Regions from separate parts of the Homo sapiens genome. Here region 1 is linked to region 2. Evidence: chromatin loops called from intact Hi-C (ENCODE). Cell type or tissue: HCT116. All regions are shown on one strand. Each heading gives the region's core, and the rest is flanking DNA. Links, peaks and the distances in the headings are about the cores only.

Region 1 (15,446 bases), core at 4,633-12,632, 180 kb after region 2:
AGGCCCTAAAACAACACAGCTCCCTTACACAGCTGGCCTTTGGGGCTGCTTGGTCCTAGCTCTGGATCCTCCACAAGGATCCTCACACTGTGGTGCTGGAAGTGCCTGGTGGCCTTGTGGTGGCCGCTCCCACCTCCCTATCAGCTGTTAACCTACAAATGCCCTAGTAAGGAAAATATTTTCATTCTTTTATAACACCATTCTCAGGACTGCTTAATCATATTTTTCTTTGTCTTTGAAAACAAGCTCCTGTGTGGTTTTCTATTTTCTTGCTGCTCTTCTAAGGATATTCTAGAACTGAACCTTGCTGTCTGGCACTTCATGCCTTTTTAATTGCGTCACCATCCTCTGGCTACTTTAGATGGGGTTAGGGTGGGCAGGCGCTAAGCCCCTCCAAGTGCCTCACACCACACTTGACCTCACTTCTATTCTGGGACAAAGGTGTCACCTCATTTTGCAGAAGAAACTGATGTTCAGAGAGGTTAAGTATCCTGCTCAAGGTCACACAGCCTTTTTGATGAGAATTCAAGCCATTTTGATCTCCAAGCCAGGGATAAGTCTGTTAATAAACCCACTCTGCCCTGATCTCTGGCACCAGCCTGCTGTGGTGACCTCAAGCAAGTCCGTTAAAGTCTCTCTGCCCCACGTTCTCTGGGTGTGACAGCCTATTGTGAAAACAGGAGAATGAGGATAAGAGTGACTGTCAACTGGCTATGTGAGCCATTGGTCAGTTTTCTGAAGGGTCTGCTATATGCCCGCTGATGCTGTGGTCTCCCCAACCAGATTATTAGCATCCTCACACCCCTTGTATGACTTGACCCACAGAGGGGCTCATCAAAGATGTGCTTGTGTTGGATTCTTTTTGTTATTGTTATTGGATCTTGATATTATATGCTGAAGCCAAGTTGTGACTGATGGAAGAATCTGTAGAGGTGTTTGCTGAAAGCTAAGGGACTGCATGGGTGGGTGGGTGGGAAGGGGAGTTTCTTCACAGAAAGGAAGAAGAGGAACACGTTGCTGTGTGCTCGTGGCACGTGGCCTGTTGGGTCCTTTCGCAGTCCTTTGAAGCAGTTGCTTTTACTGTCCCCTGTTTTACAGAAGAGGAAACAGCCAAGGTGACTTAAGGGCAGAGCGCCAGCAGGTATGGAGCCTGAATTTAAATGCAGGTCTGCATACTGCAAGCACCTGGGTTCTCTCCACCCCTCCTCTGGACTCCCATTTGTTCTCTGTCAGTGACTGAGAAAGGGTGGGTGGGACTAGGAACTCAGCTTCCGGTCCATGACCACATCCATGGAATATGGGAGGAAGAGATCAAATCACAAATCTTGGGAGTGAGGGAGAGACACATCCTTGGGGCTACTCAAGCCCCCCATATCCTTTGCATACCTTCTTTATCCCTTTTCTACCCAGTGGATTTGGAGGGAGTGGGCTTGGGATACCATCAGACAACGAGAAACACGATTTGCAGGACTGTGTGGAGGTATCCAGGCCTGAGGGCCCTGCTCCAGAGCTCCCCTCCTCACTCTGTGGCTGGAACAAAATCTCTTCCTTGTGTGGCCTTGGCTTCCCTAGCAGGGATCCCAAAACATGGGATCTGGCCATGCTGCTCAGTCCTTGGGTTGATTTCTTTGAGCTCCAGCTTCTCTGAGCATCCCCTCTGCTGTCCCCACATCCTGATAGCCCCTCTGGGAGCTGGGGCCTGGCCTTTCTGCCCATTCTCAACAAACACTCTTGTCTGGAGACAGGCAGGACAATGGAGAGCTACCTTGTCCTGCTGCTGCCCCTGCCACCACAGCTGCTTATGTGTGACCGATGGGGTTGAGAGGGGCAAGAGTTCTGTGGAGAGAGTGGAGGGAAAGAGTTTTTTTTTTTTTTTTTTTTTTTTTTGCTATGCACAGTTCCTCCCAGCAACCTTCCCTCTCTGACCAATGGGGCCTCTAGGCTCTGCCCTTCACGTTGGGGTCTTCCCCCACCTCCGGCCCTTTGGTTTTGATATGGCTAGTGACCAGCACTGACCACCATCCCAAGCTGGGAAGAGCAATTGGTGAAGAGTGTGTGTACTATTTACTTTCTTCACCCTTGCCCCTTTATTCTCAAGGTCTTTTGATTGTGAAGCAAGGCCCGAGGCCTTGACTGGTGAGATTAGCCCGGGAGGTGGTGGCTCCCTCCTGCTCTCTGTGGTGAAAGCCAAGCACACTTTCCTAAAACCAGCGTCGGAAGCTGTGCTGTAGCCTGTAATTACTGACATGAAGGTCCCCACACAGAGTCTGGATGGAGGCTGCCCTGGAAGCAGCCCCGGGCTGGGAAAGGGCTGAGTGTCAACAGGCCTGTGTTTGAATCCAAGTCACCTGTGTTCTCTGACAGGTCACTCAGTTCCTCCGGCCACAGCTGCCCCTCTGTGAGATGACATAACACTGCTTACCTCTTGGTGTGGCTATGAGGATTGATTGGGCTGATGTGTAGAAAATATGTAATGCAGGGCTTGTCCTGGAGGTGATGTTAGGTAATGGTGAGGTGGATCTTCCCTGTGTGGTCCCTCCCTTCGTGTGCCCCTGCCCAGCCTCTTGGCACCTCCTGTTTACTCCCCGAGCCCCCAGATTCTCACCTTTGCCCAGAGCCACATTCGGGCTTGTCTTCCTCTTCCATGTCCCCGCATGCAGAATCCTCTCTTTCTTCTGCCAGGGTTCTTCCTCTCCAAGCCCTCCTCTGAACCAGCTATCCCTCTGGAATGCAGCTGACCAAACAAATTCCCACTAATGTAACTGGTAGTATCTTAGAGGTGAACTCTCCTGTGGGCATTTTATTTGTATCTTAGAAGAATTTTTGTTTTAAATCTTATTTTTCCCAACTGGCATATAGTAGGGTGCTCAATAAAGGTGGGTTGCCTGAATAAGTGAAAGAACCTAAGGAACAATGTCTAATGGTGGAATTTCAGTCATGTCTTCATGCTTTCAGCCTCTCTGCAAACATTTATTTTGTGTGCTAGATACTGGAGATATGTTGCTGGATAAAACAGCCACAGTCCTTGCCCTTTGGAACTTCCAGTATAGTGGGGACAATCAGTTAATAAGCAAACAAACACATTTCTATTTATAAATGGTGATAAAATTCCTTGGCTAAAAGAATATTGCAGAGTCTATGATACTGTATAACAGGGGCTTCTAATTAAATTTAGGGGATCCTGATGCCACTTAGCAGTGGGATTTCAGAGGACCTTTCAGAGGAGCTAAGGTAAGATGAGATGGAGGCAGAGTGGGGCAGGAAAGATGGCTTAGGGGCCTCTTTGGGCTTTGTGACACTCCCTCTCAGGCCAAGACCTCCAGCCTGTGCCCCGGGCTCTGCCCACATGGTGCCCCTGCCCTGGGAGCCCTCACAGTTTACTATGGGGTCCAGCACTGCAAGCTGCAGGGGCTAATGCCTAAACTCCTGGTGCAGTGGCATGCCCCACTGCAGGCCTCCCCGAGTCTCCAGGCTGCACATTTCACCCTGGCCTGCCTATGACCTGCCCAGCAGATGTCCATGGTGCTCCAGAGGAAGAATGGGTCGTCCTCCACCCACCCAGCGTCTTTTTAAGCACTTGTCATGTCCGGCTTTGATTGCTGTCCTAGATAGCCAGCTTCTAACCAGAGATCAAACCTCTTCGTTCATGCCAACGTGAACAGACATTAGACAACAGACCATTACTTGAAAATACATCTCTTCTCATCTTAGCATTTAGCCAGGGATCACTGGCAGAGTCTTTAAGGCTGTCTCTCCCGGCCCTGAGGGTCAGGCTGCTTGCCACCTCTGCAGCACTGTTCCTCTGCCCTTTAGGCTCTTTCTTCTCCTGCTCATCTGTCAGCCTGTGGCCATGTGACAGGCCATAGGAGATTTTCTAGCATTTTTCCTGTTCTTGTCTGTGCTGCCTGTAGGCTCCTCTTTATGGAAGCACCACCCAGATTGCTTCCCATCTTCCTCCCTCAAGCCTTTGCTAGTCATCACATCTAAGTGGGTAGGACCTGAGCTTTGAAGCCTGGGTTCTAATTAGAACTGGGTTCTAATCCTGTGTTGAGCACTCGCTAGCCTTGCAAGTGGTAAAACAGGGTAACCACATAATTTAGCATCTCAAGTAGAATCCTTTTGAGAGTGAATTTGACAGAGATAACAGGTATAAGCCAGTGCTGTCCTGGGCAGTGGGAATCTGCTCATCCTTCATTATGTACACAAAGGAGCAACAGCTTCCCCAGATAGGTTTTTTTGGGGGCAGGAGCTGGTTTGGTCTCATCTGGCTCATGGTTCCTTCCTAGTGTCCTGTGCTGGTCACTGGGGGCTATGAGCTGAGTGGGACTGGGCCCTTGCGCTCTTGTCCTTCGCTCCATGCAGTGGGGTCTGGCAGCGCCTGCCTAGGGCAGAGCAAGGTGGAGGAGGTGGGCTGAGAACCCAGCATGTGCGGCAGCCCCAGATGAGCTCCCAGGTGCCCCTTTCTGCTGATAGAGAAGGAGGTAGGAGGGACTGAGTGGAGGGGTGTGAGCTGGGTTAACAGATATGCCGCTTGAGTCTGGTTAAGGGAGACTGGTGCTGTAGCAAGAGACTGAGGCCCGGCAGATCCCAGAAGCTGGGGGGCTGCTGTGCCTGCCATGGGCCACTTCAGACCTTTGGCCTTTTCCTCTTGTAGGGGTCAGGTGAAAGCCAGACCAGCACTTTTTCCTGACATTAGGGGTCTGAACTGCTCCATCCCCCGCCTTCTAATGCAGTGGGGCTCCCTGGGTTTCCATCCTGGGCAGTGATATTCCCAAGGCCGAGGGCAGGCAGGGGGCTGGGCCCCAGTCTGGTTTCAACCTGCTCAGCATCTGGGGGCTGTGCCCAAGGCCCAGGGCTCACTCTGACCCCTACGTCTGGAAGCAGGGCAGAGCGAACCTGATCTCAGGGAGTTATCAATGGGAGAAGCAGCCACCCGAGATTGTGGGGGAGAGGGCAGTGGGACTAGCCGGCTTCTCCCAAGTCTTCAGTCGCTGTGAAAGCCTTCAGCCTGGGCCAGGAGGGGAGGTTCAGCACTCCTCCAGCAGCCCAGCCTGCTCTCTCTGCCAGGTGGCATTTAGATCTGAAGATAACCCTCAAGGGACTCTCAGTGATGGAGACACACCAGGGAGTGAAGTTGGGAGGATGAAATTTTACTTATTCCTGCTCCTCTCCAAGGGCAAGCCTTGTCCCACAGTGGCTGTTGCTGAACACACTGTGTCATCCCCATCTCCATGTCTTAGCAGTGGCCGGATACCATTTGCCTTAAATACGTTCCCTTTTCTGCCCATCAGTCAAGGCCCAACTCTAGGCCTGTCTTTCTGGGAGCTCTTTATGCCTTTCCCAGCCCAAAGCCTTTTTCTGCTTGGAATTCCTCCTGGAATGTGTGTCCAAATGATACAGCATTCGGGCCCATGGCTTGTGCACATCCCTTGCCATTCCATGAGGGTGTAGTTTCCATAGCCCCACAGGAGCCTCCCACAGCACCAAGATCCATACCCACAGCAGTGAGCAGGGACCAGACCCAGTGCTGACTGTGGCATATGGGAAGCCCCAGGATTAGAGGGGTCATGGGCAGAGCTGTGGGCTGGGCACATCCTCAAATGGGACCTCTCAGAGGTGCCTGTGCAACCTCAGGCCCCGTGCTTGGAGGGGCCAGATTGTTTTTATTCTGTTCAGCATTTGTCACTTGACCAGTTGGCTTATGGGGTTGGTAGCAAACACAGCCCCATCCTACCCAGTGCACTGAGGAATGAACCCACCCTGTCCCAGTTCTCCAGAGGGGCCATTTGTCCTCCTGGACCTGTGCTTGCAGTGCCTCTATTGTGGTATCAGTGGCATCAAGTTGGCCAGCTGCTCTGCCCTTGAGAAAAGGGTCAGATCACAGGGGTGAAGAGCAACCTTGGAGAGTGATGCTCTGGCTTTAGAGTTCAGGGTTTCTTGGTATAATTAAAGGAAATTAGTTTGCTCTGTATGGGTCAAATATAGGCATATTCTCATGATTGTCATGTTTCTTTCTCCCAGCATTTATCAGCTGCCGCTTATTCATTGCCTTGATTTTCTTCAAAAGACAACTATAATCATTCAAAAATTCCAAGTTGGGTCCAAAATGTCAAAGGTAGGTATTGGACTCTGCCATGTGCCAGGTCATATGCCTGAGTCTGTGTCCTTCAACAGGCTGTCCTTATGATGTTCAGCAGGGCTACAGCCAGGATGCAAATGAGCTCCCGGAGCTCCTCATCTAAGAGTGTGAGGAGTGCTAGGTGGAGGAGCTGCTCTTAGCGGGGCAGCCCAAGCATTTCTTAGCATAAGCACTTCTGGGCCACCTGGAGCTTAGACCATCTGTGTCCTGGTCTCTAGCCCCTCTCTTGCCACGGAAATGGTCTCCTGTACAGAGTGCTTCAAGTGTGAGGCAAGCAAGGAACCCTAGCCTGATCCATTCGGAGCACGACCTGCTCTCCAGGCCTCACTTTATATGACAGATGGTGGTGATGGACATGTTCATTTGAAAGGCCAGGGGGCATGGTGATTTTATTCTGCCTATATCTGCCATTATTTCTCCTGGGAATACCCCCAGAGTATGCCTACTTTCAATGCTAACACACCGCAGACTGATTAGAGGAATATTGTTGACTGCTTTTGGAAAAGAGGAAGAAAAGCACATTCCAGAGGATACATACCTCTCTTGATATCAAAGTTTTTCCTGTGAAGGTTACCTTGGTTAGATTTTGGTTGGAGAGTTGAAGACATTTCAGTCTACAATGTTGTAAAAGGCTTTAAAAAATCCTCTTGTGGTATGTTTCCAATTTAACACTGAAAAAATATTTCTATTGTGCCATATATAGTGTAACTTAAAACCTAATAAAAGCTCCAAATTAGGGTTGAGCAGAATGGTTTGAATTAAGTTCAGGTAGAGGCAAGGACACTGTATCTGTAGGCTGGGGCTGCTGGCTCTCAGGCCAAAAGGCAGGTTCACACTGGGAGACTGGATCTGCCAAGTCTAGAGAGGAATTGTCTCTTCTGCCAGATTCTGATGCTCTTGGCCCTTGGCCCACAGGACTTTGATGCTGTTGGCACCTGCCCCCGGCGCAGGAAGGGCCTGGCTGTTGCTGTTCATGTCATCTTGGTTGCTTTGCAGGTTTCTCACTGGGGCCGACTTTATTAGATTTGCTGGTTACGTTTTCACTTTCAGGAGGTGTCTTTCAGCTTTTGCCTAGCCACGAAGCTTCCTTTTGAGAAGCTGCTTGTGTTCTGGGCCCCCACCCATGCAGCGAATGAATGAGCGTTGAAGTTGAGTTTGGACGTGGTTGCTTCAGTATCCAGCGGTCCTTCCCTAGCAACACAGGCCATTTAGGAGCACCACCTAAGGCTTCTTCCCCTTCCTACAGGTATGAAGAATGGGCAGGGTTTCATTTCCTCTGCAAGCAGGCAGCGTGGCTGGACACTGTATTCTGGAGCCTGGGGTGTCATCATCCTCAGGCTGCAGAATCAGCAACACTGTTCCATCTCCTCCTGTTCAGCCACAGCAGCCTCCTGGCTTCCAGGGCCTCCTTGTCCCTTGGCTTCCTTACAGAAGCCCTCTGTGTACAGCTAGTCTCCCAGACCCCTGGGAAAAGTCTCCTTTGCTGAGGAGGGATTAGTAATGCTCTTCCTCCTCTTAAAGTCCTCTGCCATGATCAGTGATAGTATTTCTGCTCTGTTACACTGGCTGGAAACATTTGAACCTGAAAGCATTAAGTTCTTTTTTTCCTTTTTTTTTTTTGAGATAGGATCTCACTCTGTCACCCAGGCTGGAGTGCAGTGGCACGATCTCAACTCACTGCAACCTCCACTTCCTGGGCTCAAGTGATTCTCCCACCTCACCCTCCTAAGTAGCTGGAAATACAGGTGTGCATCACCATGCCCAGCTTGAATTTTTTTTGTAGAGATGAGGTTTTGCCATGTTGCCCAGGCTGGTCTCAAGCTCCTGAGCTCAAAGTGATCCTCCTGCCTTGGCCTTCCAAAGTGCTGGGATTACAGGTGTGAGCCACTGCGCCCAGCCTGAAAGCATTAAGCTCTGACAGATCTTCCCATAGTCTCTAAAAGGCAAGGAGGGGTTCTCCTGCTTGGGATCCTATGTTGTATTTAATTATTTAAAAGGATGTGGTCTTACCCCACCCATGTAAGAGGGATGGGGCAGAGTTCCCAGTGTTGAGGGAGAGGGACTGTCTGGGTTTTCCATCCCCTGTAGGGTTGAGAACTATCCTGGCCTCTAGCAAATAGCCTTCCTGACCATCTTAGAGCTGTGAACCTCCTTGGTGCTGCTGGGATTTTTCAGGCATCACAGCCAGAGACCTTCTGGAAAAGGCTGTTTAATCTTCACAGCAACCTAGTCACAAAGACATTCTCCCATTTCACAGAAGAGTAAACTGAGGTTCGGATGTAGGAAACTACAAAACTGGGGAATAGCTGAGCTAGAATCTGGCTAGAGTCCTCCCCATGTTTCCTGGAAATGTGTGACTGAGTCAGAGACCATATGCTGGGGTAGAAGGGGCTGTAGCAGGACCCCAGGGGGCCAGAATTTCACAGGGCTGAAGGCAGAGAGCAGGGATTTGGGGATGTGTTGTAGATAGAGGGATGGTGGTGGTTGGGCCAGTTAGCCTTGTGTACAGGTGCGAATTGAGGGGGGCAGTGAGACATCCCAAGGTAGACAGAGTCTCCCGTTATTGCTTATTTTGTATTTTTCTTCACAAGAAGCAGCCACAACTTTCACATCTCTGGATCTTAAGACCATCTCCCTGGGGCTCGCGGAGGAAACCTGTGAGGGCAGGACAGACCCCGGCTCCCACTAGATGGCACTGTTGCAGGACGTTTTCACCCCGGAGCTCTTCTCCGGGTGTGTGTGTGTGTGCACGCGTGAATACCTGAGCTGGACAGAGAGCGTGGGTGTGGTGTGCGTGTGTGTGTTGGGCAGCCCTGGGGTGGGTCTGGCAATGCCCTGGCCCACACTTTGTGCCTCCACTTCTCTGGAATTTTTCCTTAGGACAGAAGTTTCTGCTTCTGAGACATCTTCCAAGGCTTCTGTGGGTCCTGGGTTGTGGGCACCAGATGCCAGGGAGTTATGGAGTGACCAGGACAGGTCCAGCTTGCCTGATGGTCCAGACATCTGTGGGAGACGAGTGAGTCCTGAAATCCAGCCTCAGAGACACTGCAGAGCCCCAGCAGGCCCCACACCTGGGTGGGGCAGTATTGGAGGATCCTGATGAGGACAAGCTTTTAGGGTCTTGAATGTTTCTAATACAAATAGTTGTATTTATTTGTACTGGTTGATTGGTAGTAGCTACTGGAGTGCTCTGTAGAGAAAGCTTCTGAGGCTGGGTCTGTCTTAGAAGGAAAGAATGCTGTTGTCAACCAGTGATGTCTGCCAGAGGCTTGGGACAAGAGTAACACCCATGATATAGATTTCTTCCTTATGTAAGTGATAACTTATATATGAGGATGAACCAGTATGTCAGAGAATCCTAGATATTTAGGACGTTAGAAATTATCCAACTCTATCCAACTCACTCATTTATTTCATAACTGGAGACATTGAAGCACAAATAGGCAAAATGAGTTGCCCAAGCCCACCTGGGTAGTAGCAGAGAGAAGAGTAGAAGGCAGGTTCTTGACCACCTTCTGGACACACCCTGCCTGTGTCCTTCTGGACACACCCTGCCTCTCCAGTTGGTCCAGTTCCATGTTCAGACAATGTCCTAAATACCAGATTAACTTATTTTATCTGTTGTTTGGGAGTCTTTACACATGGTTGCCAAGAGAAAGCCTCAAGTGAAGAACTGTTTGTGTTTTTATTGTGTCCCCAGAAGATTCTGGCTAGGGCAGATTTGTAAGGCTGAAGCTTGGAGAATAAATCTTAAGAGAGAAGAAAGGAAAGAAACTGGGCTCTGGATATTTGGGAGAATACAAGAACAGAGACATGGAATAGATGTGGTTAAGGGTGGCAGCTCCAGTTAAGTCCAAAGAAGCAGGCTGAGCAGACCAGGAAGGTCTGGGTTAGAGGTAAGGAAGCCTTTCCTGAGGGTGCAGGGAGCTGCCTCTGGCATGGGCGGCCTCACAATCCCTTCTGCACAAGTGGACCCAGTGGGAACCTGCAGAGCCCTGCTGAGTAGAGGAGTTCTTAGGAGTTGGAGCCAGGAGCTGCAGGTTCCAGCTCATCTCACACAAAGTGTGTCATGGGCTGTGCCTGTGCTTCACTTTCCTTCCTGGTGCATGGGGTTAGCCACCTGCTACTGCATGATGCAGTGAGAGTCAAAGGAGATAACGGTGGTCAGTCTGTGTGGGAACAAAGAGTTGATTTAAAAGCAAGCATGGAGACTTCTCCTGAGGCCTCTGTGAAGCGAACCGTAAGCCCTGTTTAACAGTCTTTTTGTTTATAGATTGGACAGTGTGGACATGGGTGTGTACCATAAGAGGGAATAACATTGAATTACTGGAACTGTCCTGTTGGGAGTAGCGATGAGCTGCGTTAGGCACTCTATCTCCTTTCATTCTTCTAATAATCCAGTGACACATATAGTATTATTATCCCCATTTTCCAGAAGAAAAAGCTAAGGCTCAGAGAAGTCAAGTTGCATGTCCAAGAATATGCACTCAGTAGGTGGCAGAGCACTTACCCCACCTGCCTGCCGTCAGGGAGGCTGCCATCTGTAAATTAGTCTGAGGGAGGACTGGCATGAGGTCACCTTGTCCAGGACCTTGTACCCATTTCCAACTGTATGTATCATCTGGACTTACCACAGGTGTCTGTGGGTGAATAAAGACCTAAAGTTTACTTCTGGGTGGGTATCATCTGTGTGTGTTTATGCACCCATGCACCTTAGGAAAGGGTGGCCAAGGTAGAATCCAGAACAGGGAGAGAAATTGTATTAGGGCTCTCCAGAACAATAGCGTCAATAGAATGTGTGTGTGTGTGTGTGTGTGTGTGTCACACACAGTGATGTGCTGCGTAATGATGTTTCAGTCAATGGTGGACTGCATATAGGATGCTGGTCCCATAAGATTATAACGGAGGTGAAAGATTCCTATTGCCTAGTGATGCTGTAGCCATCATAATGTCGAAGCACAATGCATTACTTGTGTGTCTGTGGTGACACTGGCATAAACAAATTATATAATATATACAAATTATATATTATATATGAAATTTATATATAATATATAATATATATAATATATTTAATTATATTTAAATATATAATTTATATATAATATATAAAACAAATTATATAATATATAAAAATATATATTATAGTATATTATATATTATACAATATAATATATTATATATAATATATAATATATTATAATATATAAATATATAATATATTATATATTATATTATAATATACATTATAATATATATAATATAAATTATATATAATATAAATATATATAATATATATTTATATTTATATATTTTATTTATTTTTTTAAAAAATATATATATTTATATATATTTAAATATAAATATATAATTTTTGTATATTTATATTTATATATTTATATTTATATATAATATATAATTTATATAATATACATAATTTATATAATATATATAATATATTATATAAATAATATATAAATATATAATAAATATATAATATATATTTATATATTATATATTATATATTTTAATATTTTTTTATATTTTATATATAAAAATATTATATTTTTATGTATATTTAAATATAAATATATAATTTTTATATATTTATATTTATATATTTATATTTATATATAATATATAATTTATATAATATATAATTTATATAATATATAATTTATATAATATATATGTAATTTATATTTCTATAATATATAAATATAATATATTTATATATAATTTATATATATAATATACATAATATAATATATTAATATATTATATTATGTATATTATATATATGAATTATATATAATATAATATATTAATATATTATATATATTATAGATATAATATATATAATATAAATTATATAATACATATAATGTATATAATTTATATATATAAATATATATAAATTATATATTACATATAATTTATATATAATATATTATATATTATATATATTATATTATAATTATATAATTATATATTTTATAATATATATATTATATTTATATTTTATATAATATATTATATAATATATATTATAGAAATTAAAAAATATATGTATTTTAATATATATATTAAATATATAAAAAATATAAAATATATATTTATAATATATATATTTTATATATTTATATATTTATTAAATATATATAAATATATATTAAATATAAAAATATATAAAATAAAAAATATATATATTTATAATATATATAATATAATATATATAATAATTATATATAATAATTATATATAATAATTATATATAATATAATATATTATATATATTGTATATAATATATATAATATATTATATAAATAATGTATAAATATATATTACAAATATATATTATATATTTATATATTATAAATATACAATGTATATTATATATTATAAATATATATTGTATATTTATATATTATAAATATATATTGTATATATATTATAAATATATAGTATATATTATAAATATATATTGTATATATATTATAAATATATATTGTATATATATTATATATTATAAATATATATTATAAATATATATTATATATTATAAATATATATTATAAATATATATTATATATTATAAATATATATTATAAATATATATTATATATTATAAATATATATTATAAATATATATTATATATTATAAATATATAATATATATTATAAATATATATTATAAATATATATTATTTATATATCATATATAAAATATTATATATTTATATATTATAAATATATTATATATTATAAATATATAATATATTTTATAATATTATATATTTTCTATATTTATATATTATATAAATATATATAATATATAATATATAATATATAATATAAATATATAATATATAATATATAATATAAATATATAATATATAATATATTATATAAATATATATAATATATTATATATTATATATAATATAATATATTAAATGTTAAATATAATATAATATAATATAATATATATAATATATAAATATATATATTTATATAATATATAAATAGAAAAAAATAATATATATAATATATAAATATATATAAATATACATAGACACACATACTGTGCAGCGATGCAAAAATATTTTCTATCTTTATATTCTTATTTTGTAAGCCTTTTTCTGTTTTTAATTTTTTTAACCTTTTAATCTATTTTGTTAAAAACTAAGACACGAACACACGCAAAAGGTTAGAGTCACCAATATCACTGTCTTCCACCTCCACATCTTGTCCCACTGGAAGGTCTTCAGGGGCAGTAACATGCATGGAGCTGTCATCTCCTACATTAACAATGCCTTCTTCTGGAATTCCTCCTGAAGGACCTGCTTGAGGCTATTTTACATTATATATAATATACACAGTTTTTTGAGATGGAGTCTCGATCTGTCACCAAGGCTGGAGTGCAGTGGTGTGGTCTCGGCTTACTGCAACCTCTGCCTCCCAGGTTCAAGCAATTCTCTGCCTCAGCTTCCCGAGTAGCTGGGATTACAGGCACCCGCCACCATGCCTGGCTAATTTTTTTGTATTTTTAGTAGAGATGAGGTTTTACCATCTTGGACAGGCTGGTCTTGAACTCCTGACCTCATGATCCACCTGCCTCGGCCTCCCAAAGTGTTGGGATTACAGGCTTGAGCCACTGCGCCCAGCCCAATCTAAGTGTTATTACAAAAGCGTCAAAAAGTTAAAAAATTGAAAAGTTTATGAAGTAAAAAAGTTACAGTAAGCTAAGGGTAACTTATTATTGAAGAGTGAACAGTTTAAAAAATAAATTTAGTATAGCCTAAGTGTACAGTGTTTATAAAGTGTACAATAGTGTACAGTAATATTCTAGCCTTTCACATTAACTCACCACCCACACACTGACTCACCCAGAGCAACTTCCAGTCCTGCAGGCTCTGTTCAGGGTAAGCAAACATTTTAAATCTTTTATAGGGTATTTTTACTGTACCTTTTCTATGTTTAGATACATAAATTCTTACTGTTGCATTACAATTGCCTACAGTATTCAGTGTAGTAACATGCTATACAGGTTTGTAGCTAGGAGCAATAGGCTATACCACATTGCCTAGATGTCTGATACACCATGCAGGCTATACAATCTAGGTTTGTATAAGTACACTCGATGCTGTTCACACAATGATAAAATTGCCTAATGATGCATTTCTTTAGAAGTATCCCTGTTGTTAAGCAATGCATGACTGTGTGTGTGTGTGTGTGTGTGTGTGTGTATGTGTATACACATACACACAGGGGGAGAGAGAGAGACAGACAAGAGAGAGCAAGTAGGCTGCAGGCTAAAGACCCAGGGAGGAGGTGATGTTTCAGTTGAGTCTGAAGGCAGTCTGCTGGCAGATTTTCTCCTCCTTGGGGGATGTCAGTCTAAGGCCTTCAACTGATTGGATGAGACCCATTCACATCGGGGAAGGTAATTTGTTTGATTCAAAGTCTAGTGATTTAAATGTTAACATCATTCTAAAAATACCTTCACAGCAACAAGCAGACATGTTTGACTAAAGATCTGAGTACCATGGCCCAGCCAAGTTGACACATAAAATAAACCGTCACAGAGACTAACTGACGTCTCTCCATCCTGGTCATTGGAAAGCTTAGGAGCCTCTTGTTTGTGGACCATGGGTGGGCAGTGGGGAGATTTCTCCTGCAGACAAAAACCCAGCATGCTGGCTTCCCCCTGCCCAGCACAGAGCTGAGCCATACTCATGGGTCAGGAGGAAGAACCACTCACAGGGGCATGCACACTGTAAGGTCCCCTGGACTGGGGCTGCTGTCTTGGGGGTGGATGGGGTGGGTGGTTTGGTGGAATATCCCTCTGGATCAGCAGAGCAGCAAATGCATTCCTAGGGAGCCCCACTCTATTAATGGGATGTCCAAAGGAGACTCCTGGGTGTTGGCATGACCCGCAGCCCTTTCTTCTTCCCAGAGAGAGTTAACAGTACATAGGATTTCTAGACCAGGAATGTCTTCTTTCCAGAATGTTCTCAAGCCTTTCCTGTCAGTAACTGTTCATCTAGTAGAGTTCCTGCAGGAACCTGCAGGCTCTGGTTACACCCTTGTGGGAACTGGCTGGGTCCTCCAGGTAGAAAGGGAGGCGCTGAGGAGTGGGGAGAAGCTTTAGTCGTGGCATCTCTATGGAGCAAGGAGCCCTGCAGTCTGGCTGCCTAGACCAGCCCAGTTTCTTTGGTTCTCTGAGCCCAGTGAAGACAGGCCTGGTCACACAGATGGCATGTCTTTGACCAAAGGCTTGATTGTGTCCTCATCTGGCAGAGA
Region 2 (15,446 bases), core at 6,583-14,582:
TTATCTGTCTCCCTATCAGCCATTTCATCCTCTCTTCCTTGTCAGGGAACTCTGATTTTGTTCAAGGATATAAGTAACTCAAATATTACATAGGGCCATGTGCAGTGGCTCACATCTGTAGTCCTAGCACTTTGGGGGGCCAAGGCAGGAGGATCGCTTGAGCTCAGAAGTTCGAGGCTGCAGCGAGCTATGATTGTGCCACTGCCTTCCAGCCTGGGCAACAGAGTGAGACCCTGTCTCAAAAAAGAAAAAAAATTACATAAGCAGAGTATGCGACAACAACAACAAAATCATAGAGACCTTGGCCTCTACTCTTAGGCAGATCCCAGTTATCTGAGTCAGCCATGGTGGTCTCATTCTTTTGCCAACAGTTGGTTTAGGAACCAGCATGTAACAGACTCAGTCCTGGCCCATGAGATGAATAGGGAACTCTACTGAGGGATTCAGGGAGAGTGGATCAGACTTCTAAGAAAGAGTCTGGAAGAAATGGCTCCTTTTCCCATCAGAATTTTTCTTTCTTTCTTTCTTTCTTTTTTTAAATTTTAAATGTGGGCCAGGTGCAGTGGCTCACACCTGTAATCCCAGCACTTTGGGAGGCTGAAGGCAGGTGGATCACTTGAAGTCAGGAGTTCGAGAGCAGCCCGGACAACATGGTGAAACCCCATTCCTGCTAAATGCACGCGCACACACACACACACACACACACACAAACACACGAAAAATTAGCTGGGCATGGTGGCATATGCCTGTAATCCCAAAATCCCAACTACTTGGGAGGCTGAGACATGAGAACGGCTTGAAATCAGGAGGCAGAGCTTGCAATGAGCCAATATTTGGCCAATGCACTCCAGCCTGGGTCTTACTCTAGGGAGACTCTGTCTCAAAAAAAAAAAAGAAAAATAAATTCTGAATGTGATGTCTGTTACAGTCCACAGAGGTAAAAGATACAAGTAGCAGGGCTTGTGCCCAAGTTTTAGAGTGACTGTACCTATAGCCTACAGCCAGTAATCTCTGTCTTCTTTATTGTGAGATAATAAAGCCCTCATTATTTACATTCCTTTTAAAATAAAATCCCACAGTATTGTATTGTAATTGATGCAGATATAGCAGGTTATTAAACCACAGCTAGATTAATATTGTCATGAATCACAGGAAATTTTAGAGGTCATCTGTCTAATACAGTTCTACTTTACATCCCTACAGTGGCAAGATCCCAGTTAGAATGTGGAGTTGGCCTCTGTCCCTGTGCTATTTACTGGCTGGGGGCCCTGCACAAGTTATTTAATCTTGCTCAGTCTCACTTTCCTTACATATTAAAAGGAAATATAGTTTGTGGGAACTAAGTGAGATAATGTATCATGGCTGGCATAGAATAGGCACCAAATAAAAGCTAGCTATCATGGTTATTTCCAGATGAAAAAGGCATGGTTTTTGCCTTCAATAATATTACAATTAAGGAGTATGGAAAAGACAAACAGCCATGAAACGCAAAGTAAGACCTGATGAAAACAACTGAGTCAAATCATGGGGGTAAAGAGAACATGTGCTGTAAGAGTTCAGAGGTGAGAAAAGCTTTATTTATTTATTTATTTTTAGAGACAGAGTCTTGCTCTGTCACCCAGGCTGGAGTACAGTGGCACGATTATAGCTCACTGCAGCCTTGACCTCCTGGGCTCAAGGAATCCTCTTGAATAGCTAGGACTACAGGCATGTGCCACCATGCCCGACTAATTAATTTTTTTTTTTCTGTAGAGACAGGTCTTGCTATGTTGCCCCGGCTACTTGTGAATTCCTGGCCTCAAGCAATCCTTCCACCTTGGCCTCCCAAAGCTCTAGGATTATAGGTATGAGCCACTGTGCCCAGCCCAGAGGTGAGAAAAGCTTAATGAGCAAAAGGGCATTTGGGATTATGGCTGATTTTTATGATCTGAATTTTTCAAATTCCCTGCAAAAAATATCTATTGCCTATTTAATCACATAAAAGTTATTAAAATAATGTGCATTCCTCAATAAATAAAGGAAAGAAACAAATCTCCAAATGCCCATTGCAATGTTTCCCTTTGATAGTAGTGAACAACCTGGAAACATCCTAAATGTAGGAATTAAATAAATTGGGCCACATCCATGTGGCTGAATATGTTATACATATACATATGTATGACATATAATATGTCATACAGTTGTTAAACAGCTGGGAATTGTGTACCAATATGGAAAAATGAAAAGAATTGCTTTGTTAGTGGTTAGACGTTGGATGGTTATTGGCTTTCCATCTGAATTTCGAGTTTCCATGATTACTACAATATTGTTTGTGCAATAAAACATTTAATAAAATCAAAGAAAATAAGTGTGAAATTTGACCCGAACAATGGGGCCTTTTGTGTAACATTCTTTGCTCTGGTGGTTGCAGGGGTCTGCCTATTTCTCCACACCCTGGCAGGTCCACAGCACAGATCCTTTGTCACCCTTAAGAAGGTGTGTGTGGAAGGCATGCGGCCTTGGTTGGCCAGGGCTGAGGACACCATCCCCTTCCCCAGTGGGTGGTGGGGGCTGCTTTCAGTGCCTCCTTGTCTGGAAGGGATATTAAGGCAGGAGGCCTGGCTATGGCTTTTTGTTTTTGATATTCTCTTCATTAGATGTTCTATACTGTTTGTAAAATGGATGCTAAACCAGGAGAAAAACAGGTCTACCGTGTTTCCTTGATCATCTGTGAGGGGCTCCGGCACAGGTGCTAGGTAGACAGGTAAAACGCAGCCATTTTCCTCTCACCCTTTCAGGGAAACCCTGCCATGCTTTCCTCCTTAGGAGTTACTTTTGGCAGGCCCGGGTCCCAAAGTCTAAGGGCCTGTGTATTTACTTCCCCTGAAGAGACAAGGGCCTGTAGCCCTCTTTTGGGGTCAGCGTCTGACACTAAACAGAGTCACTCATGGCTGTGACTTCCAGGCAGTGGACACGAGCTCTTCGGACTGCCAAGGCTGGCTCCAGCCACCCAGTTCCGCTTTTCTCTGGGGCCATCTGTAACAGTGCGGGGGGACGTGGGGTGGTCCCTGGGTGTCGCGGCGCAGAGCCCGGTCAGATGCGTGCCATTAGTGGAGACAAGCTCTGCATGGAGCTGGTGGCCTAATGGGGACCACGCTCGCCCTAATGCGAAGCAGCCGCCGCACCGCGGCCGAGCCTCTTCCTACTGGGCATGAGAGCTGACGAGATAGAACGGAAGAGCCACGAAAGGCCCTTTGATTCCAATACGAAACAAATTATTACTCCCGGAATGGAACAAAATAAGCCAGAGAGGAATCTCAAGGCCACCCACCATTCCTCCCTGCGAGGCTGCCGCCGACGGCCCCGGGCCTGCCTATCCTGCGATCTTTGGCGGGGACACGGAGACACGGCACTGAGGGGCTCCGGGCGACTGGGGCGGGGAAGTCGGAGTTCCTGGCCAACGGCCCGCGGGGGCCTGGATCCTTTGTTTGTTGGGGCACCCCAAGGTCAGTGGTCCTCAAACTTGAGTGAGGGAGCCTCCGCATCTCGTGGAGAGCTTGTTACAGGGCGAATTCCTGGGCCCCACCTCCAGAGTTTTTGATTTTGCAGGTGGAGTGGAGGTTGAGAATTTGCATTTTTTCAGGGAATGCTGGTGCTATCGGTCCAGGGAAAACTCTCTGAGAACCAGCTAGTAAATATGGAGATGGAAGCAACTTGGCCTTGAGTCTCCCACTACCACTATCCTGGCATTCAGATGGCTAAGTCCCAGAGAGGTCTGCAGTGGGTAAACTATCTAATACAGCCCTCCCACCCCCCACCTACGAAGTCAACAAGTGATGCATGTGCCTAGCTTCTTTCATCCCCTTTGGAGCCTGTTTTTGATTGGTCACTCCTGTCCTATAGTGAACCAACCAAGTCCCACCCCAAAACTCAGGGACTGGAATTTCCCAGCACCCTGGGCAGGTAAATGGGCAGCTGCCAAAGGCCTGTGAGAAAAAACTGGTAACAGCTTCAGGACTCCAGGCAGCCTCTCTGGGGGATGCTTCTGCTCAAGTTGCCTAGCCTCTAGAGAAGGTTCCTGGCTCTCTGTCACTGGCCTGGGCCAGCAGTCATTCCTGGCAAGAGGAGTTTGGGGGTGAGGGGTAGGGAGTAGGGAGTAGGAAGGGGAGACTGGTGGCTGGGGGGACAGTGGCAACAATTCTTGTTGGGGTAACATCAGAATTCCTGCCTGGCTTCTTGGAAACCATTCAGGGATCTAAAAGCCTGAAAGTGTTTCTTTTTTTGTTTGTTTGTTTTTTAGAGACAAGGTCTTGCTGCTGCCCAGGCTGGAGTGCAGCGGCACAATCATAGCTCCGCAGCCTCATACTACTGGGCTCCATGGATCCTCCCAAGTAGTTGGGATTATAGGCATGAGCTACCAAGCCCGGCCAGTGCCTAATTTTTAAATTCTTTGTAGAGATGGTGGGGGGCGGGGAGGGGGTGGTCTCGTTATGTTGCCCAGGCTGGTCTCAAACTCCTGGCCTCAAGTTATCCTCCCGTTTCTGCCGCTCAAAATGCTGGGATAACAGGCATGAGCCACCGCACCCAGCCATGTGTTTTAGGTGCAGGATGTGTGGGATGAGGGCTTCCCTAGAGTAAACCATTTGTTTTCAAACTTGAGTTTGCATCCGGATCACCTGGAGGCCTTCGTAAGACAGACTGCTGGCTCCACCCTAGAGTTGCTGATTCAGTGGGGCTGAGGTGGGGTTGAGAGTTTGCATTTCTAACAAGGTCCTAGGTGCTGCTGATGATTTGGGTTCCACACTTTGAAAATCACAGCCCTAGACTTCATTTGGGATCTCCAAGCCCTCTCTATAGTTTCAAATGTCATGGTATCTGTCCCCAGCCCCACTCTCTGGACATCCTCCATCAGTCACTGGTCTTTGTGTTGATCACCTTTCTCCGCTTTTGAAAAGGCAGTTTGGTCTTGTCTTGTGCTGCCTGTGCTCTCTGGTTCTGGAAGCAGGAAACAGCTCTCAGGGTGATTCAGCCATGGGAAGAGCAGCATCCCTCATACCCCACCCTCATTCTTGCACCCAGCCAGGCAGGACAGCTCCCTTCTATTTGCTGCCATCCCTCACCCTCTATAATTGCTTGAGTCCTAGCCCTGGGTTAAGCTAAAAAGAATAGACAGCTGAGGAAAGATCCCTTTAATAGGCACCTTAGTATCCATGCAAGGCCAAGCCTAGAGGGGTTGCTGTTGCATTTCTCCCAGTGACAAGATCTCTGAAGTGATCCTTCTTTTTTTACCTTGTGCTTTGCACATCATAGCTATTTATGAACTATTTGTTGATTGACTAATTGCTTAGGGAAAACTATAAGGAAGGGAAACAAAGCAAAATAAAGATATTCTTCAAGGCTGCCATGCACTAGGACAAAGTTTTGTTTGTTTTTTTTGAGGAGTCTTGCTCTGTCACCCAGGCTGGAGTGCAGTGGTGCCATCTCGGCTCACTGCAACCTCCACCTCTTAGGCTCAAGCCATTCTCCTGCTTCAGCCTCCCAAGTAGCTGGGACTACAGGCATGCACCACCATGCCTGGCCATTTTTTTTTTTTTCATTTTTAGTAGAGACTAGGTTTCACCATGTTGACCAGGCTGGTATTGAACTCCTGACCTCAGATGATCTGTCTGCCTCAGTCTCCCAAAATGCTGGGATTATAGGCATGAGCCACTACACCTGGACTAGGACAAAGTTTTCATCAGTGTTTGCCAGCTTGACTGAAGGGGTAGAGTTTATCCTCTTTGGCCTCCAGAAAATGTGTCAGAAGCTCCTGGGTGGGAACCCTGAAGCACAGGCCTGTGGGCAGGGGCAAGCAAGATCAGTGTAATTCGGGTTTTTTTGGGGGGGCTTTGAGACTACCCTGGCAAGCTGGAGACCCTGGAAAAGAAGGGGCTGGTGGTCTATAGGGGCCTGAGGGTCAGCTGAGGCCATGCGGAGCCATCCTATGTTCTGGTGCCTCAGGATTTCCAGAAAGGCAAGTTTTTTACAAAAGGAACTTAACATAACATTTATGTCAAGAAGTTTAGAAAATGTCAAATGTGAATAATCATGGCATTTGAAATTTGGACTAGGGTATGTACAATTTAGATGAAAATAAGCCATGTGCAAACCATTAGATTTTAATAATTTTTCTCTTCATTGGATATTTTGAAGCTATATCTTTAGCAAATGGCTAAATTGGCTGTAGGTTCCCTATTTAGTTATTGCCATGGTTCTTTTTTTGTGGGGGACAGAGTCTCACTCTGTTGCCCAGGCTGGAGTGCAGTGGTGTGATCTCGGCTCACTACAACCTCTGCCCCCCGAGTTCAAGCAATTCTCCTGTCTCAGCCTTCTGAGTATCTGGGACTACAGACATGTGCCACCATGCCCGGCTAATGTTTGTATATTTAGTAGAGACAGGGTTTCACCATGTTGGCTAGGCTGGTCTCAAACTCCTGACCTCAGGTGATCTGCCTGCCTCAGCCTCCCAAAGTGCTGTGATTACAGGCATGAGCCACTGCTCCTGGCTGTGGTTCTTAACCTTAGCTGTACATTGGAATCACCAGCATTGCTTAAAAAAATAATCTCAATACCCTGGCTACACCCAAGACATGGAGGTAAGACACAATATTTTTTTTTTTTTTTTTTTTCGAGATGGAGTCTCCCTCTGTTGCCTAGGCTGGAGTGCAGTGGCGCGATCTCGGCTCACTGCAAGCTCTGCCTCCCGGGTTCATGCCATTCTCCTGCCTCAGCCTCCCAAGTAGCTGGGACTACAGGCGCCCACCACCACACTCGGCTAATTTTTTGTATTTTTAGTAGAGATGGGGTTTCATGGTGTTAGCCACGATGGTCTCGATCTCCTGACCTCGTGATCCACCTGCCTCGGCCTCCCAAAGTGCTGGGATTACAGGCGTGAGCCACCGCGCCCAGCCAAGGCACAATAGGTTTTTAAAGCCCCTGAGGCAATTTTGTAGTGCAGCTAGGATCAAAAATCCTTGAGCTATTGATTGAGTGGTTGGACAGGCTAGACTGAAACAAATGACTTCCTGGGGTGTCTGCTTAGCCTCTCATGAGTGCCATGACTGCCCTCTTCCCACAAGGAGCGACCATCAGAAGCTACCAGCAGACCCTCTTCCTCAGCTCCAGTTGACAGGACTGGGGTGTATCTCCAGGACAGTACCTGACCCAGGATACCAATCAGCTTTCTCACACAGGAAGATTGAATTGACACTCAGAAATTATAGCTGTCGCTGGAGCTCCTCTCTCAAATGGAGCAGAGGAGAGACCTGACCAGAGCAGCAGGAAAAGTTGGTTCTTGCCATCACCTCAGCTCCTGTTGCAGCATAGCCCTTCAGGGAGTCTGGCTACCACCCTGCCTGGGTCTCCAGGGGTCACTCATGAATCCTTATAAAAACACCCCCCACCCCAGCCACCCGTTTGGTTTAAAGCCAGCTCTAGTGGGTTTATGTTACTTGTGACCAAAGAGGCCTGCCGTGTGCACAGACAACAGCCCATCAAAAGCACATAAAAACAAATATGTATTCACTTCCCCCACCACAGTTACACCCAAGCTCTTTCTCATTCCATGTGGTCCCAACGGAAGACTGTTTGGAATCTGCATTTTCTGGAGGCCACCTGGAGAAACCTGTTTTCAATTCAATTGAGAACTGCAGTGATTCCCTAATGTGGCTCCACAGGCTTCTTCAGAATCACCTGGAGGAACTACAGATACACACAGATTGCCAAGCGCCATCTCCAGAGGCAGAAGCTGTTTAGTTTGAAGATGATCTTGAAATCTGTGTTTTAAAAACTTTTTTCCATGAAATTTTGATGTGCAGTTGATTCTACTGGGATCAGGCTGGTTGGGTTAATTTTTTAAAAAATTAAATTCCTCTTTAACTGCATCCTAGATGGAGGTGGTGTTGCTATCAACCTATCATTTCTGGGAGATGGATTTTGGAGGCATTTTGTCTGGGAGATGGATAAGGGCCTAGTCTGTGGATGAACTAAACAGAGCCCAGTGAGGTTCAGGCTCGTTGGAGTACATGTAAACATCAATCAGGCCAAAGGGACTTTTCCAGGTTGGCTGCTTGAGCTGGTCAAATGAACCAGATCATTTACTTTGCCTTCTGAGCTCTGTAGACACAACCAAAAGAATAAAAAAAGTGTGTGTGTGTGTGTGTGTGTGTGTGTGTGTGTGTGTGTAAGGCAGCAAATATACCTTTTACTCTAGAAACAAAAATATCATTTCTGACCCAACAATAGCCGGATCCTTGTGAATGAAGGGTTTGCATATTTTCCTGTTTTAACGGTTCTAGTATAAACAGCCCAAGCCCAGGCCTGATTGTCAGAAGGTCCTGAGCAGCCCAACCAGAATGCTGGAAATGACTCCTTCAGCCCTGAGGACCTGGATCCGGCTTAGTGCCAGGATTTGAGCTTGTGTTTAACAGTAGCAATGGGGTCAGAAGTTGAGGGAGAGGGCAATTGCAGTGGTCCCCAAGACCACAGCTAATGCCAGAACAACAGCAATAGCAGCTGCAGAGCCAAAAGAAGCAGTAGCTATGGTGTATTGATAATTTATCTGTACAGCCCTAGGCTAAGTGTGTCATTTGTTTGAATACTTACAAAAGCTTGATGTGGTAGGCATTATTATTCCAATTTTTAGAATGAGGTTCAGGGAAGTTGAGCAGCTTTTCTGAGGTCACACAGCTTTTAAGGGGAAGACCCAGGATTACATGAAGGCATGTTTGACTCCTAACCATTACAAGACACTGTACACAGTAGCCCAGGTCACAAACATCATCTTGTGTGCCAGTTGGGGATACAGGGCTTTGGTCCTAGAAGCAGGCTAGGACAGCTCTTCAGACACATTGCTGGTTCCTGCCATCTTTCAAGATGTCCCTCTCACCACCCCAGCTACACTGGTCTCCAGCAGAGGGAGATGGCTGGCAGCAGGGGCTAGAAGGCCCTCTTCTAGGTCAAGGCAGTCCCTAATATCTGGGTGGATTTTTTGTGTCCTGAGAATGGGACCATGACTCTCTTTGTTAGGCTAGCAAAAGACTCAACATTGGCCAGGCATAGTGGCTCATGTCTGTAATCCCAACACTTTGGTAGGCTGAGGTGGGTAGATCTCTTGAGGTTAGGAGTTTGAGACCAGCCTGGCCAACATAGTGAAACCTCGTCTCTACTAGAAACACAAAAATTAGCTAGGTGTAGTGGCGGGCGCCTGTAATCCCAGCTACCCGGGAGGATGAGGCAGGAGAATTGCTTGAACCTGGGAGGCAGAAGTTGCAGTGAGCTGAGCTGGTGCCACTGCACTCCAAGCTGGACGACAGAATGAGACTTCATCTCAAAACAAACAAGAAAAGAACAACAACAACAAAAAATTAAAAAGAAAGGCTCAACATTTATTGATCAACTACTGATTATATGATTATATATTAACTGATCCAGACGGATCCAGAGAGTGTGGCTTAAGGAGACTTTCCTGGGCCTAAAACAGATAATTGGTGCTGGTGTATAACAAAATTATGGTTCATCCAAAGGATGGATTATTAAGCAATAATTGAAAATCATTTTTCAAAGAATAAGATATGGAGAAAAACCCTATGGCGAAAGGTTTAAACAAGCAGGATACAAAACTGCAAATTTTATGTATATTTGTTAATTATGGAAATTAGGCTTATTTTAATTGAAATATATAAATAAAAGACTGGAAAGATGCCATCGAAATGTTAACCATGGTTACCTTGTGGGAGGAGGGATGGGATTATTGTCGCGTTGGTGTTTTTTGTGCATTTTAATGTTTTATTTTCCCAATTTTCTTCAGTTTCAATTATCTTTGTGAGGGGAAAAGTGAAAATGTTAAAGTCCTAATACATAGCACTGGAAATGCATAGATATGATGACTGAGTAATTTTTACCCCACCCTGTCTAGAATGGATGCAGCAGGCAGAAGTGTCTCTTCGCCTCACTGCCTAAAGTTTATTTCAAGGGCAAGAATGGGGGCCTCTGGAATCAGTTCTGTCTCGGCAGAACCTGAGCTAGGCCTGTGCCGTGCGGGTAGGGAGCAGCCCCTTCCGGTCGTCGAGGCGCTCTTAATTTGGTTGGAGAGACAAGTGCACTACAAGAAACAGAGGCAGCCAAGCGCCTGGGCCACCATCAAGTAAGGTTGAAAAGGGGAGGGCAGGTAGATCGGGACCCGTGGGCGCCAATCAATGCTATGGTGGCGGAGAGTAAAGGGGACGAACACAGCCTGGGGCCATCCCCGGAGTCCCCCAGCGTCCGCCTGTGGCCGTGCCTGGTTGGCCGCGGATCCCGGCGGGCGCCGCAAAGCGGCGGGATTGCCAGCGCAGAGCTCCGGCTCTCTGCCTTGTCCCTGGGTCCGAGCACCGGAGCCTCTGGTGTCTGCGGGGAGAAGTCTCGGATTGAGAAATACGGGAGGGTCTCGTCAGTGGCTGCAGGTGCGGCAGCCACTCTGGGGACCCAGTGAGAATGGGGTCGCCTGGCTCTGCGCGAACCCCTCACGTGGGTGCAGCTCCTGAGCCGCCGAGGGAGGCGGTGGTAATGTCGCCCAGTGCCAGCAGAGGGCAGCCTCGAGGCCGTGAGCCCGAACGGCGACCTCGCCAAACCGCGGGCTCCCTTCCAGCTCCCGGATTCTGCGGGGTAGAGGCGGCCTTGGAGCCCAGAGACCAGCGACCTCAGTCTGCAGGAGCCCGGCGCAGAGGCCCAAGGGCACCCCCGGGATGTGGTCAAGCTACAGCCCTTAGGCAGCCTCACTCTGCGACGGCAAGGGCTTAGAGGGTGGAGGGGGACCAGATGCCTTAGGAGGGGTTAGAAAGCCAACGCACACAGGGAATTTGTTTTCAAGCAACAGATTCCAAGCATGTGGAAACCTTTTAAATGATGCTGGTGAGAGCTATGATAGTTTTCGCATTCTTGGCGAGGGAAGTCGGAGGCTAGTAGCGGGATGGCTCCTGGGCGCGCGGGAGACAGAGGGACCAGCGATCCTTGCTGGGGGCAGAGGGACTGTGGACCAAGGATCCAGACACACTTAATTGGGGATTCCAGTCCCGACTGTGGCCACTCAACTGGCGTTGAACTTGAGCAACTCACTATACCGCTCTAGCCTCCGACTAATCACTTCTGTAAAATGGGCATTGTGGGCTCCGAGTCTCGTAAGGGCGCTAGGGATTCGAGACAGCAGGAATTTCCTCACTGCTCCAGCAACCCTGGGTTCCTGGGTTTGTAGGTGGGCTGAAAGGATCCTTTCATCGCACGTTTGCCTGGCGTGGCTGCTTTAGAGACCGAGGCCCGCCAGGCTTTGCAACCCAGTTGCGCGTGGTCAGCCATGGCCTTGGAACCGCCGGGATCGCCTCAGCGGCACTCCGGCCAGCTCCCGACTTCCCGCCCTGGGCACTAGGGTCACCCAGCTCCAGAAGATAGTGCTTATCAGCACAGGAATTGAGACCCCACACCCGGCGCAGTGGGTCTCCCAGGAAGCCTGGCGAAGAGCCAAGGCCCGCCGGACCTGAGGTCGCCTGGGGCGCTAAACAGACCCATCTATGAGCACATTCGGCCAACACACCCAAGTTCAACAGTGGGCGGGATCTTTGGCTGGCCTCGATCTCTCTCACAGTGTGTGCAAACGGGTACCCATTAGATTCTTTTTGCTTGTTTCCTCATCTGTAAACTTTGAAAGGAGAGTATTTCCCGGGGTGATTCTGAAAATCATGCCAGAACTGAAAAGGCCTGTGTAAATGCGAGGTGTAATGATGACTTATTAGAAGCAGCCAGCCCTGTACGTGCCTGTAGGATAGATGCTAGAACGTTCTACAAATGTGTGCACATACACATCACGTATGTGTGAAGGTGCACACCTGTCCCTAGACACTTGACAAATGCACACACGTATGCGTGTACCTCTGGCTGAGAGCAAAGGGGCTAATACAGGGCTCATACAGGACATCATCCTGCAGTCTTGTGCGTGCACAGTACACACGCGAGCACGACTGTCTGTGCCTGGAGACACCGTATGGCACCGGAGGAGCTGCTCAGCCGTCGGTGCCACCTGGGAAGTAGGGTTTCGGGTGCTGCTCTGGAGCGCGGGAAAGTCCGGATCCGGGTCTGCTGGTCAGCGCTTCGGCGCCGCCGGGCTCCTTTATCTCTCATCCGCCGGCCGGTGAGCGGCTCCAGTTTCAAGACCCCCGATCCTGCCGGTGAGGGGAGGGAGCGAGAAGGAGTGCGCTCCGGGCCCAAGAGGCTGCAGGGCCCCACTCCCCAGGTCTGTCGTCCTTCCTTTATCTCCTCAGGTCACACCCCCACTTAAAATAAAGAAGGGTGCCTGACTCATTCAGGTCAGGGAAGTCGGCCCCCGGGAGCCTCCTGCCCTCACAAGCCATGGTGAAGGGAGGCGAAGCCAGGGTTTGCCACGGCCTGGGAGAAAATGCGGCTGCAGGGTCTCTTTGGGCTGCAGCGCTGGCCCGGGGCCCCAAGACTGTTAAGGTGTGTGTGGGAGGCGCGCAGTGTGGCTACCGAAGAGCCCTCCATCACCGCACCGGCAGGCCGCCGGGCTCGTCCTCCTCTCATGCTTCCAAGGGTTCTGAGCTGCGCAGCACTCGCATCACCCAGAAGTGTCTGTGGAGAAAACGACCTCAGGTGTAAGCCCAAGGCTGCTGCCTGCAAAGGCAATGCCGTGGAGACTGGGTTCCACAGCGACCTGGGTTTTTAAGTCACCGAAAGCTACAGGGCAGGGTCACAAACACTCTCCCGCCTTCTCTGCAGAACCGTGCGGCTGACAGGAGAGCGTTGCGCAGAAAATTCGAGGCCGGGCGCTGGAGGAGTCTCCGCGGCCCGGAGAAGGCACAGAGGCGCCCCTGAGAGGCGCAGCTGGAACAGGCGATGCACGGGTTCGGATCTGGCCGGCCAACCGAGCCCAGCGGTCGCGAAAACCAGAGTCGCCACAGAGGTTGAGCACGATTCCATTTCTGGGGATCGGGTCCGGTGGGGAGCCACTGTCCCTAACGCCTCCAGAGACTTTAAGTAGGACAATATAATGCTGGTAGGAGCAAGGTGCAAGGAATTTAGCGGCAGAAGCCTTTCGGGGGGGTGGGGAAAGGCAGATCCGTGCCTCGTCTGAGCCTGGGGGTGGGGACAGCCCCTGGCCTTGTAGCCCCTGTTCCGGGGATCAGCTGGGCCCACCTAACCCCCCTACATGGGGTTGAAAGGGGCCAATGGGACGGCCCCGCCGCCCCTCCCTCGGGATTCCACAGGGCCCTGACCCGGCCTTTATCTCTGCACGGTCAGCAGTCGCGGGGGCTTCAGGAAGGAGGACAAAGGCCCGGTGTCACCGCGGGCGGGGGCTCGGTTTCCTGGCTCTCTGCTCACACTCACAGCCTTTAGCGGTTGTTGGGGGAAGATTTTTAAAAATATGTGTCGAATTTCCTTTTTTTCTCTTCTAGAAACAAACAAACAAAAAAGGCAAAAGGCGAATTCCCCTTCACTCCTCGTCCATAGAGATTAAAGTTTCCTGGGATCCTGCCCTTTTTTTTTCTTTGACTGCCTAGAAATACTTGTTCTCCCTTGTACATAGAGGAAAATGCGGGGAAAGGTTTTTTAAAACTCGGTTTCATACTATTATTATTACTAAGGACAACCGGGCAGGCTGAGGTCCCAACGTGGATGATCCGAGTTGGCCTCGCGCCGGGGCTCTGCAGCCACTGCCCTGTGCGCTCAGCACCTCTGGGGGCGATCAGGGCCCCTGCGCTTCCGCCCGCCGCCCGGCAGTCGAGAGCACCCTGTGCCCAGACTGGCCGACTCATTCTCCCCCGAATTTTGTTTAGAGCTGGCAAGGGGGACTTAGCTCGCGCCCCAAGACCTGGGCTTGCAGCGCCGCCAACAGGCCCGGGGACACGAGGCGCTCCAGGCCGGGGTCTTCCCGGCTGCTGGCCCCTCTCGCTCCCCACCCGCTGGCGGCGCCTCGGTCGCCCGCAATTGACCCAACCCGCTTCCTGCGTTTGCCCCTCAGGTTTCCCGTTTCTCCACAAAGGCCTAGGGGAGCCTCGCCCACAGGCTGACCCTGCAACCTCTGGCCCGGTGGCTACCTTCTGCTTTTCTGAAAAAGAAAAGGAAAAAAAAAAAAAAAAAGAAAAAATCAACCAGTCGAGGGAGGCGCGTGAGGACTGGAGGCGCCAGCCGGACAGCCTATGAGTAGGTCCCTGGGTCGGTGCCGCTTCGCGGGTCAGCACGGCCTTTCTCAGAGAAAACCTCCTAAACGTGTGAAGACCGCTTTGGGGGAAGCGAGAGGGAGGTTGGAGGAGCCCCGGGCGGGGTCTCAGCGCCCACCAGCTGTGCCTTCAGGGCTTGGGTGTTCGCTGCAACGGCAACCGCGTGAGCCTCACTCCCACGGCCAAGGGGCTAGGGCAGGGTGGATGCAATCGCGTGCGCCTGGCCCCGGAAGGTGCTCGCAGGGGGTGCCTGTGGCCAGCTGGGTTAGGAAGTCAAATCCTAGAAAGTTATTACTAAAGGTTTTTTTTCCCCCTTCCTTTCTTCTTTCCTTTTTTGCTTCCTTCCTTCCTTTTTTTTTTTTAATAGGGGAAGGGAAAAAACATTATTGAACATCTACTATAAACTGGGCACTTAAAAATTAGAAAATTTAATTATTTTAATAATTCTGATACACGCACGTATTTCTGTTTTATAGAGGAGAACACTGAAATTTGAATGGGTATTTTGCCCAAGGTTACATAGCTGTTAAAGAGGACACCAGGCTCCAACCCAGTTCTTCCTGACTAAACAGGCCAGGTCTTTGCCTCATGCTGCACAGGCCACCTCCGCGAAGTGACAAGATCCCAGAACATGCTTTTCACAGCTCAGCACCAAGCCTGTGCGGCAAACAGCCTGTGCAGCAGCAGTTTCTGTGGTACAGAAACAAACAAAAAAGGCAAAAGGCACAGCTCAGACTGTGCTTCCTTCTTCTCCTGGGAGGCTCTCCCTTACTACTCCTGGGAGGCTCTCCCTTACTACGCAGCTCCCTTGAGCATCAGTGGCAGCTAGGCTCAGCTGCTGTCAAGTCTCCTTTAAAAATTTCGGAGGCCATTTGCCTCACAGATACCTGGAAGACCTCTGGTTGGTCTCTTCTCTTCTTAGGACCTGAGATTCCTCAAATGTAATGTAATTTTGGGTTCCTAGACCCAAGACACTCTTTTTATGACAGCTGGGAGTCCTCTCTCCAGAAAGTGGAAAGTTGCTAAGACTGCTCGGTTTTAAGAATCCTTAATTCCTGGTTGTCCCGAAGGCATGGGGCTCTTAGTCCCATCCTTTCCCCATCTTTTCTATGGGTCCCACAGTCTACTCCAAGAAGTAGGGGCTGCCACACAGTGGTGGTAGGCCTGACGGGCAGGGCCCCAGGGTCACCACCAGGTTAGATCTGCAGAATGGGGACACTGCAG

Evidence for each region. A loop is a pair of places that touch in the nucleus more often than their neighbours do. Peaks named below come from ENCODE experiments on the same cell type or tissue, not always from the same donor. Only the 100,000 strongest peaks of a DNase experiment are listed, where the experiment ranks them.
Region 1: a loop joins it to region 2, with 7 times the contacts of the local background. A loop is called at or near these places in 14 of 110 quality-filtered maps.

Annotation. Positions count from the first base shown.
Region 1 is chr3:139,103,191-139,118,636 of GRCh38, forward strand. It overlaps BPESC1 (blepharophimosis, epicanthus inversus and ptosis candidate 1), which reads left to right and starts at 995. Exons shown (of 3, transcript NR_026783.3): 1 at 995-3,231; 2 at 6,022-6,115. In HCT116, for the core only: CTCF peaks have their summits at 8,826 (motif pointing right) and 10,460; DNase peaks (open chromatin) are centred at 8,811 and 10,491; H3K4me3 peaks cover 631 bases; H3K27ac peaks cover 827 bases.
Region 2 is chr3:138,925,804-138,941,249 of GRCh38, forward strand. LINC01391 (long intergenic non-protein coding RNA 1391) reads right to left here. Exons shown (of 3, transcript NR_121649.1): 3 at 9,386-12,633. Among named protein-coding and RNA genes, the nearest start is that of LINC01391, 10 kb to the right of the region's middle. RefSeq lists an enhancer at 10,444-10,738. In HCT116, for the core only: a CTCF peak has its summit at 10,571 (motif pointing right); DNase peaks (open chromatin) are centred at 10,208 and 10,590; H3K4me3 peaks cover 1,417 bases; H3K27ac peaks cover 1,240 bases.